Regions from separate parts of the Homo sapiens genome. Here region 1 is linked to region 2. Evidence: read pairs that join two places in POLR2A ChIA-PET (ENCODE). Cell type or tissue: CD4-positive, alpha-beta T cell. All regions are shown on one strand.

Region 1 (5,000 bases), 320 kb after region 2:
TTTATTTACTCACTTAGTAATTGCAACGGTCTAGTGAAGCTTTAGGTTCCAAAGTCACAGAGCACCAAGTAACACTACCACTGGGATTTGTTCCACATTTGGTATTGCTAGTATTGTGGAGACTTTGTTTTACCTTGCCTCTTCCTTTGGGGAACAGTAGTAGGCATCCACTTTTACAAGAAAGTTGATGCTGTGAAGAGGAAATAAGAGGCCAGATAAATTCAAGGTAAAATTAATGAAGATATGTTTAGATCCTGGTTCTCCCATTGCCTGGTCCAACGTTCTTTCCACCACATTCCAGTCCTTAGGGATGAGGTAGAAAGAGAAAGATGTTTGATAGACCTGATAAACCCTGAACAGGGCTCCCTGTCAGAGAACTTGGGTTCCAGTCTAGTCTGTGAATTTCACTGCCTGAAACCTGGCTCTTTACTTCCTCACACCTGTTTCCTCATCTATCAAATGGAGAAGTTGGTCTAGAAGATCTCCAAGGTCCATTTCAGATCTAACACTCTATTATTCTATTATCTTTGTGCTCTGGTAAGTAGAAGCATATAGCCCTGGGCTTATTAATATTAACTGGGGCAAACAAGTGAAATTAGTTTATGAAAATAGAGCTGTGGTTTTTGCTTGGAGCCAAATCTGCCTTATGAGACTCACTTTAAGCATTGGTAATGGGATTGCTGATGGCTCCTTGGCCAGAACCTCAATGCCCTGCTGTTACACTTTCCAGGTGGTGCCAAGGGTGAGCGTCCTCTGTAGACACATGAAACTGAGGCATTACACAGTTTAAGTGAAAGGAATAAATCAAATCAGTTACATTCAGCCTGACTCATCTTTTGTCTATCTTTTCTCAATGCTTGTTCAGTCCAGCTCAGTACGAAGGCCAACCCTTCCTGGAAACAGCCCCTTCCAGTCCCAGCCTGCATTGAATGGGTTGCTTCACCCAACCACAGAGAGTTCCTACTCTCTACACTCATACCATTTATATTTTGGGACTCAGGCCTGTCTATATGTCTCAATAGCTGAGAGCTATAATGAAGATCGTTGTGTCAGGGGTAATGCTTTACGCCTTTGTTCAGGGGAGAGATGGGATATTAAAATTTTTTGGCCTAGACAACTTATCTTCTTTTATTTATATATTTTTACATGTGATATTTTGATACAAACATACAATATATAGTGATCAAAATGCATCACCCCAAGCATTTACCATTTTTCTGTGTTAGGAACATTCCATTTCTCCTCTTTTAGTTATTTTGAAATAGACAATAAATTATTATTAACTATAGTCACCCCTATTGTGCCAATGAACATTAGATCCTATTCCTTCTATCTAACTGTATTTTTGTACCCACTAACCATCTCCTCTTTATATCCACCTCCCCACTATTCTTCCCAGCCTCTGGTAGCCATTATTCTACTCTCCATCTGCATGAGTTCAAGATTTGTTTTAGCTCCCACATATTAAATATTTGTCTTTCTGCACCTGGCTTAGTTCACTCAACATAATGTCCTCCAGTTCCAAGTGATTTTGTGATTTATAACAAGACATATATATTTGGTCTTCATCCATTTCTGTTACTGAGTTCCTAAAACCCTTGGAATTTCAGAAGGGATAAGAGAATGAAGGCAAAATCATCATCTTTTATTGTTCATAACATACCCTTTTCAATTACACCTGCGTTTATATTAATGACTGCCCTTTAGGAAGCTCCTAAGCATGGGGGGCTGGTTGCCAGAGGAACAAACTGTGTGATTGGGACTCTCAGCCCCACTCTCCAGACCTCTAGGGAGGAGAGAGGGGCTGGAGTTTAAATTAGTCACCAGTGGCCAATCATGCCTACATGACAAAGCTGCCATAAAACCCAAAAGGACAGGGTTCAGGGAGATTCCAGGTTGCTGAAGACATAGAGGTGCTGGGAGGGTGGCATGCCCATCCCCTATATCTTGTCTTATGCATCTTTTCCATCTGGGTGTTCCTGAGTTGTATCTTATCTTTATCTATCTATCTATCTATCTATCTATCTATCTACCTACCTACCTATCTACCTATCTAGTTTCGAGTCAGAATCTTGCTCTGTCATCCAGGCTGGAGGGCAGTGGTGCGATCTTGGCTCACTGTAACCACTGCCTGCAGGGCTCAAGCGATTCTCATGCCTCAGCCTCCCGGGTAGCTGGGACTACAGCTGTGAGCCACCATGCCCGGCTAATTTTTGTATTTTTAGTAGAGACGGGGTTTCGCCATGTTTCCCAGGCTGGTCTTGAACTCCTGGGCTCAAGTGATCTGCCTGCCTAGACCTCCCAAAGTGCTACCACACTCAGCCTTTTTGTATAAACCTTTTTGTATCTATCTTTTAATATAAACCAGTAATTTAGTAAGAAAACTGTTGTCCTGAGTTCTTTGATCTGTTCTAGTAAGTGACTGAGCCTGAGGAGGGGTACTGGCAACTTCGAAATTATAGCTGATGGGTCAGAAATCACAGGTGACAACATGTAGATTGACATCTTAAGTGGGGGCAGTATTGTGCAACTGAGCCCTTAACTGTGGGATCTGATGCTATTTCCAGGTAGATAGTGTCAGAATTGAGTTTAATTGTAGAACACCCAGTTCGTGTGTGCCACAGAACTGAATTGTTATAGGAAAAGAAACGCACACATCAGGTGTCATATGTGAAGTACTGAGAGCAGTAGCAGAGAATCTTTCCTCTTAGGGTATACAGATGGGAGTTCATAGGCTATATATTTGACCTACATCGCCCTTTTTGCCAAGTTTATTTTAATGTTCTGCTCTTGGGTTCTAACAAAAGATGCATTAGAGCCTAAGTGTATCAATGTGCTAAATAATTAATATGTACTCTATAGAAATTTTGTTGAGGCTACAGCTACCAGGATCTCTTGATATTCTCTATATGAGATCCTATGAGAGAGTTTTCTCACAATTTCATTTCAAGAAAATGGCTACCCCGTTTTAATGATCATTTGATTAATAAGAACTGTGAATTGACAATGTCTCCCATTTTATTTTGGTTGCCAGGAAGTCCAGGTGAAATACGAAATAAATTGATGCACTCTTTCTTGTTCTATATAATATGTATAGTATATTTTTAATCTGGTCATGATAGTTTTCAATTTTACTTACACGTTCCCTGATCCTGCTTCTCTAATCTTATTTATATTTTGCCATTGTTATATATCAGAAGTTTCCTTCTATTTTCCCCAAATAGCTCTTAAAATAAGGTGAAATATATATAAATATACAAATAACACCCATAATTTGTTTAAATCTAAAATGCCTAGCATGGTGCCAGAATTTTAGCAGTTAATAACTACTGCTTGATTTATAGGGAGACACATTACACCTTATAGAGAAGCAGTTTCTGAGAGTCAGAGCTGGCTGGAGAAGAACTGCATGGTCCCTGTCACTGGAGGTATCTGTGAATAAACTAGATAAGCACTTTGGCTCACTTAGTTAAGCCTTGGTTTCTTTAACTGGAAAATGGCAGTAATAGCATCTCCCTTGGAGGTCACTGTGAATAGTATAAGTTGGTACATGTCAAGCTCTCAAGCTCTTAGCACAGGGACGCACATTTGAAAAAAGTAGCCTTTATTATTAATGAGGACTTGTGCATTGAAAGCTGTTTTATTAGCTTAAGTACACTTCCAAACCTGATGGTTCTGTTGGGCTAGCAAGCCCTCAGTCATCAGAAGAATCATAGACTTAGAGTCTTGGACCAACCCTGCCTGTGTGGCTACTGTGAGAGGGATTTAAACAGCAAATGAAGGACTGGATGGAGTGGCCTTTAGGCTTCCTTCCACCCCAAAGTGCGTGGTACTTCGGTTTCAAATCCATTCAATCAGAGATGGCATAAGGGTGTCTGGGAGAAAAAAAGGATTCTAATGTCATTTTATTAGAAGTTCTCCCTTCTTTCATGTGTAAATTTCACTTGGGACCTTATCAATTGGATATTAAAGCATTTTCCAGGGGGGAAAAACACTCAGTAAGAGGAAAATTGAGAAAATGTCTGAGAGCACTTCATGCCTTCCTGTCTATCTGTACATAAAGAGCTGCTTTCTTCACAGCTTTCCAAACACAGGTTGGCAACCTGATTATTTCCACTAGGCACAGACAGTACACTTCAAACAAGGAAGCTGACCAGAACCCATGCCAAACATGATGGATGTTCCAGTTTTATTACCATCAACCTCGGACCAAATCACTCCATCAGGCACCCCCCCATTATTTTACAGTATTTTGATGGTGGTATCCTTCAGAAAATGGGCCACATCTAGAAAAAAAGAACACATCAGTTCCTTATATTTTGGCTGAAATGACCATAAAATTGCAGGTCCTCAGTGCAGCCAAGGTAACCATTTTTTCCCACTGACCTTTGTGTAAGGAGTTGTCAGGCATCGGAATGTGGCTGAATTAATAGGTAGGACCTTTCCCAGAGATATAGAGGGCACAGGCTGATTTCGCGATTTTATAAACAGATTTTTCTTTTCCATGAAAATCCCAGGAGAGGCATCTATTACAGAGGTTGGGACTATAGGTGTCACCCAGGATAGGCCACAATATAGATTATCCAGGTGCACCTAACAGGAGAAGGAAAGGTGGTCTCAATAATGCAGGGCATGTTTCAGCTTAATACTCCTGAGTTCAGCCAACACTTTGGTTAGAAACATGATTGGAAATCTCCTGTTGATAGAGTCTCTCCAAATAGACTCTTATCAACAGGAGATTGCCAGTGGGCAGGTCTGATGGCACACAATGTCCGGCATGTGGCTGGTCACATAACAGGTATTATAAACATTTGTTAAAAGTTTAAATTTGCCCCAGCTGCTCTCAAGTAATGGCTTTTACAAGTCCCAGACTTCTAGGATCGAAAAATGCATAAGCAAGTGACCACTCCTCCCTCTCCCCTTGGAAAACCATAAAATGGACAAGAAAGTGCATAAGCGATGCTAGCCCTAAGGGGAACCCTGGCCCTGACACGTTTTGC
Region 2 (5,000 bases):
TACATCACAGATGTATTTCTGAACTGTGGCTCAATGGTATTTCAAAAAATTCTCTTTTGTAATGCTTTTCTAAGACAACCAGTTCAGCCAGGCATACTAATGACCAAACAACGTGAGGACTTGTTTCTGACTTTCCCTAAATGCATGGTCTTTAAACTTGCTGATTAAAGAAACATTTCCATTCTTAATTACAACATATAAGCTCAACCTGAGAATGGATAGCAATATTTGTGGATAGCTGAAGCACAGTTATTTCTGTGCCTATTCCCAAGGGGAAGTGGCAGGAGCTGGTGGCTATTTCTTAGTAGGAAAGGGAAATACAGAAAGAGGCAGCAGAGCTTTGGGGATTTAAGTAGTTGCGAGACATAAGGAGAAGAAATGCTCTGGACTAAGCTAAGAGATTGTCAGATTTATTTTAAGAAGGTCTGACATCTGAGCATCAATGCACACACTATAACACCTCATAAATGTCATTTTTTTCCCCAAGAAAACGAAATGTATAGCCTGTGTATTTATCTTGAAGCCACTTATTTTTATGTAAGTCATGCACTAGAGGCAAAGTAAGAACACAACAGCCATGTAAAGATATCAAAACGAGGCCCGCACCACTGTCCTTCCTATTCCATTTTCAGTTTCTGCTCCTCTAGTCCAAGGTGCTTCTTTTGCCTACAGAGACAAACATTTCAGATGACATTCTATGACTGTCCTGAAAACACTGCTATCAGCTATCCACTGTTTGGCAATGTGTGTCTCTGTCACTTAAGATAGCTTGAGTGAGTGAGTGTGACATTATCACTGCAATAAGTGAATCTTTCTAATTTGCAGTAAAAGTATACCATTCACACACTTTGGTACTTCAGTACGGCAAGGTTTTGAAATCCATTTCACAAGTGGTGGCAGCACATTTCACATCGGATGGAAACACACTCTGATTGCTAACAGCTGCTGTGGGCACAGCTTACTGTCAAAGCCAGAGCTCAGAATAGCAGGTCCTTTTTAATGCCAATAGCTGCTACCATCTTAAATGGTAACACAGGCACACACACACCACACATACACACACATACCACACATGCACACCGTATGCTCACATGTACCACACATACGTACACTACACACATATACCATGCTCACACACACCACAGATGCACACCTCACAGCACAGCACACAGGCACACCTCACACACACGGCACACAGGCGCACCTCACACGGCACACAGGCACATCTCACACATGGCACACATGCACACCTCACACAGATGGCACACATGCACACCTCACACACACGGCACGCATGCACACCTCACACACACGGCACGCATGCACACCTCACACACGGCACACATGCACACCTCACACACGACACACGGGCACACCTCACACACATGGCACACGGGCACACCTCCCACACACGGCACACGGGCACACCTCCCACACACGGCACACAGGCACACCTCAAACGACACACGGGCACACCTCACACACAAGTCTATTCAGCTGCAAGTCCTGCCTCCACTTGCTGAGAACCTGCATGACTGGGCACCAAGGATACGGCACACACACGCACCCACCCCACATACATACAGTCCACACACACACAACACATATACACCACACGCACCACAGATGCACACCACACATGCCACACACACATACACTGCACACGCACCCTACACACACCCCCCACATGCTTACACATACACCTCACCCCCCACCCCCAACATGTGGGCCTACACACGAGTCCATCCAGCTGCATGTCCTGCCACCACTTGCTGAGAACCTGCGTGACTGGGCACCAAGGACACGGAAAGGATACACAGAACCCACCAGCGCACCTCGTCTTGTTACGTTAGCTTCACTGCATAGGAATTAAGGATGAAAGTGAAAACTTTTTTTTTTTTTTTTTTTTTTTTTTTTTTTTTTTTTTTTTTAAGGAAAAAGGAGAGAGTTGATTATGACCTTGAAGACAAAGTGTAGAGATTTGATTTGCAAAATCTAGAGTCTGGGGTTGAATCTCTACCCTGACATTTGTTAGCTATGAGAACTTGGACACTTTCTTAATCTCTCTGTGCCTCAGTTTCCTCACCTTTAAAACGAGCCCTATCTCATTATTACAGGGTACACAAGTAAAGTGCCTGTAGCATCAGTGCCCACCACATAGTAAGGGCTCCATAAATGTTAGCTATAATCATCATCACTGTCTTTTTTTTTTCTTTAGACAGGGTCTCACTCTGTCACCCAGGCTGGAGTGCAGTGGTGCGATCACAGCTCACTGCAACCTCCACTTCCTGGCCTGAAGCAATCCTACCACCTCAGCCTCCTGAGTAGCTGGGACTACAGGCACACACCACCACACCTGGCTTTTTTTTATATTTTTTTCAGTAGAGATGGGGTTTCACCATGTTGCCCAGGCTGGTCTTGAACTCCCGGACTCAAGTGATCTAGCTGCCTTGGCCTCCCACAGTGCTGGGATCACTGTCTATCTTTTAAGGATGATAGTATTTGGCAGGGGCTGCAGCTGGAGTTGAGGGAACTATCAGAAGAATGAAGGATAGGTCACTGTATTCCTTTTGTTGTGTAACGACATGGAGTTTAGCAGCTTTATTTCTAACACAGAGGCCTAATGTGAGAAACAACACTAACCAGGGCACGATAGAAAGAAACCAGTGTTTCTTTCTAGGGAAAGCCCACAGTGAGGCTGGCATCTTGGAGAGGTGGTAAGTGGAGGAAGTGGGAGAGAGGCCTCACACACTGGTAAAGTGGGGAAAAGACTGAACTACAGGGTTCGGAGGCTCTCACAACTGCCTGTGCAGTGAGCAAAATTCACCAAATGCCTGTAACGCTTTGTGACCCTCTTTCTCCAGAGCTCAGCCTCCTCTTCTGTTCTTAGGCATAGTGCTGCACTACATAATCTTCCAGAGCCAGTCCTGCTGTATTACACTGTGATGTGAAGAGTGAGCTGAACTCTCATTTCCCCAACAGGGACCTCTTTTTATGGCAAAACCCAGCAGGTTTCATCTCGTCAGGGAAAAGGGATAGAAAGTGGAAGAGAATTCTACCTAGTAACTAATTTTTCATTTTCATTGGTTTAGGAAAGGAAATACAATGAACTGTTCTCTTCGAGATCCAGAATAAAAGTTCTGGCAGCTAGAACACCGTTTTTATACACCGAACCCCTCGTGCTCTCCCTGCTTTTTTTTGTTGTTGTTGTTGTGCTTAATGTTAGAAAATAACATTACTACTATGAAACGAAGAGAATTTTTTTTCAAAACCATGTCTTGCCATTACAGATGAGACAAGGCAACACCATGCTAATACGCTGTTGATGTAAAAATAAAAGTTTTTTTTCCCTTCAAAGTAAACAAGTTAATTGAACGTGCTAGGACAGAGTTAGGTTATTTTTTTTTCCCCTCTCTTTGAAGGCCACTAATTGTGCCCTTTTGCTTTAAATCAATAGAGGCAAAGCCCACAGCAGATAGTGTCAGTAATGCAAATCCATTTCCTATTGTAATTCACTTTTCAGAACAAAACCTTTTCCATCAGCAAAGCATTTTAGAACCTCAAGCTACACTGTTCCCACCTGCAACTGTCTAAGGTATTGGAGGTCAAGGACAGTCCAAGGCCAAGTCAAGGACCATCAGGACACAGAGGAGTAACTTCTGAGGCAGCCCCCGGTGGTAACATAAAAGCTTAATATGCATCAGACAAGTGCCTTCGCTGTGAGATGTTGGGGAACCAAGCCCAGTGGGGTGGCTGGCGTCAGCTCAGTGTTCCAGAAAAGCCAAACTGTTCACCACGACTTGCCCTGATTTTGCCTTCACTGCTATTCAAAGAGGCCTGAAGCAGTTACTGAAAGCAATTCCAAGAAATTGAGTTAAAAAAAGAAAATTAAAGTTTAGAAAAAAATCATTTGAATAAGTGCGTAGACTTACAAATAAATTCTGAATGGAACAGAATATTTGGGGGGTTCATAACCTTTGGTATATTTGTTTTAAAAACCAGCCGCACCTCAAACACACCCACCAACAATGAGACGAATGGCTAGCACTTATGAGGAATTATTATTCATTTAAAATACCCTTTAAACTATGTCACAAAGATAAATTTGTTTAGTCCTTACCTGTCCCCACGCTTCAAAATAAACCATAATATTTCTATTGAAGCCAGTTTCTTGTTCTTGGAATCAGCTTTTTGAGTTGTCAGTTAGGCTAGATGAGCTGATTAGTATGGAACTTAACACTGTCAGTAGCAAAACAGGTGCTCTATCAGAGAAATATCAATCCATTTTAGGAATGTTTTTGAGAGTGAACTGTGGTATCTATGAGAGAAAAATCAAGCCTTTTCCCTCTTCTGGTCTGCTACGGTAAATGGTGTGACACAAGGATGTTTCACTGCCCAATTAGCGTGGTCCATTTTAAAGTGAATCTGTTATTTTCCTTTCCTTCCTCATTCTTGACTTTTAGACACTGCAAGTTAACCTCAAAGAATGTCTTCTTTGGGCATAATTTTACAAATATTCTTTAAGATCCTTTATCACATTTCAAAGCACTTTGCGAAAACAAAATGTCCTCAGTGGGGCAGGCGAGATCTCAGGAATAGTGATAGAATTCATTTTAAATAAGTCTGTGTGATTTTTCTACTGTATCATTTCAGGGACTTTGCTTAAAGAGGCTTTAAGGAAGAACTTAAAATGGAGAAAGCCAACTTTTGAACGTGGTGATCAGGTTGCCTTCAGTCTCTTCTACGTCAGGGAGTCAAGGGGCTGTGGAACCATCCGTTCCACCTGCTACATGCTTTCTCACCCTTCTTCTAACCTGACAAATACTATGTGGCATCTCCATCATGGTTGACATTGCTAGGCCCTACCTTATTCAACTCTAACTGAAAAATGGGGAGCAAGAAGGGATTATGTAAGAAAAAATGAAAAACTTTGAGGGCCAACTAACAGATTTCCTAAACTAATGATGTATTTTAATATTCCAGGGATTTGATTTAGGACA

What was found. ChIA-PET counts read pairs that join two places held together with the same protein. Peaks named below come from ENCODE experiments on the same cell type or tissue, not always from the same donor. Only the 100,000 strongest peaks of a DNase experiment are listed, where the experiment ranks them.
Region 1: POLR2A ChIA-PET joins it to region 2 with 5 read pairs; 2 of 35 experiments call an interaction of 5 or more read pairs at or near these places.

The regions. Positions count from the first base shown.
Region 1 is chr15:60,864,823-60,869,822 of GRCh38, forward strand. All of the region lies in intron 1 of RORA (RAR related orphan receptor A), which reads right to left. It overlaps LOC102724802 (a long non-coding RNA gene), which reads left to right. Exons shown (of 5, transcript XR_001751785.2): 3 at 3,345-3,428. Among named protein-coding and RNA genes, the nearest start is that of RORA-AS4, 100 kb to the left of the region's middle. In CD4-positive, alpha-beta T cell, no CTCF peak of the experiment used is centred here; no DNase peak of the experiment used is centred here.
Region 2 is chr15:60,541,282-60,546,281 of GRCh38, forward strand. The region is part of intron 2 of RORA (RAR related orphan receptor A); the gene reads right to left. All of the region lies in intron 3 of RORA-AS1 (RORA antisense RNA 1), which reads left to right. Among named protein-coding and RNA genes, the nearest start is that of RORA-AS1, 65 kb to the left of the region's middle. In CD4-positive, alpha-beta T cell, no CTCF peak of the experiment used is centred here; DNase peaks (open chromatin) are centred at 1,633 and 2,299; H3K27ac peaks cover 1,542 bases.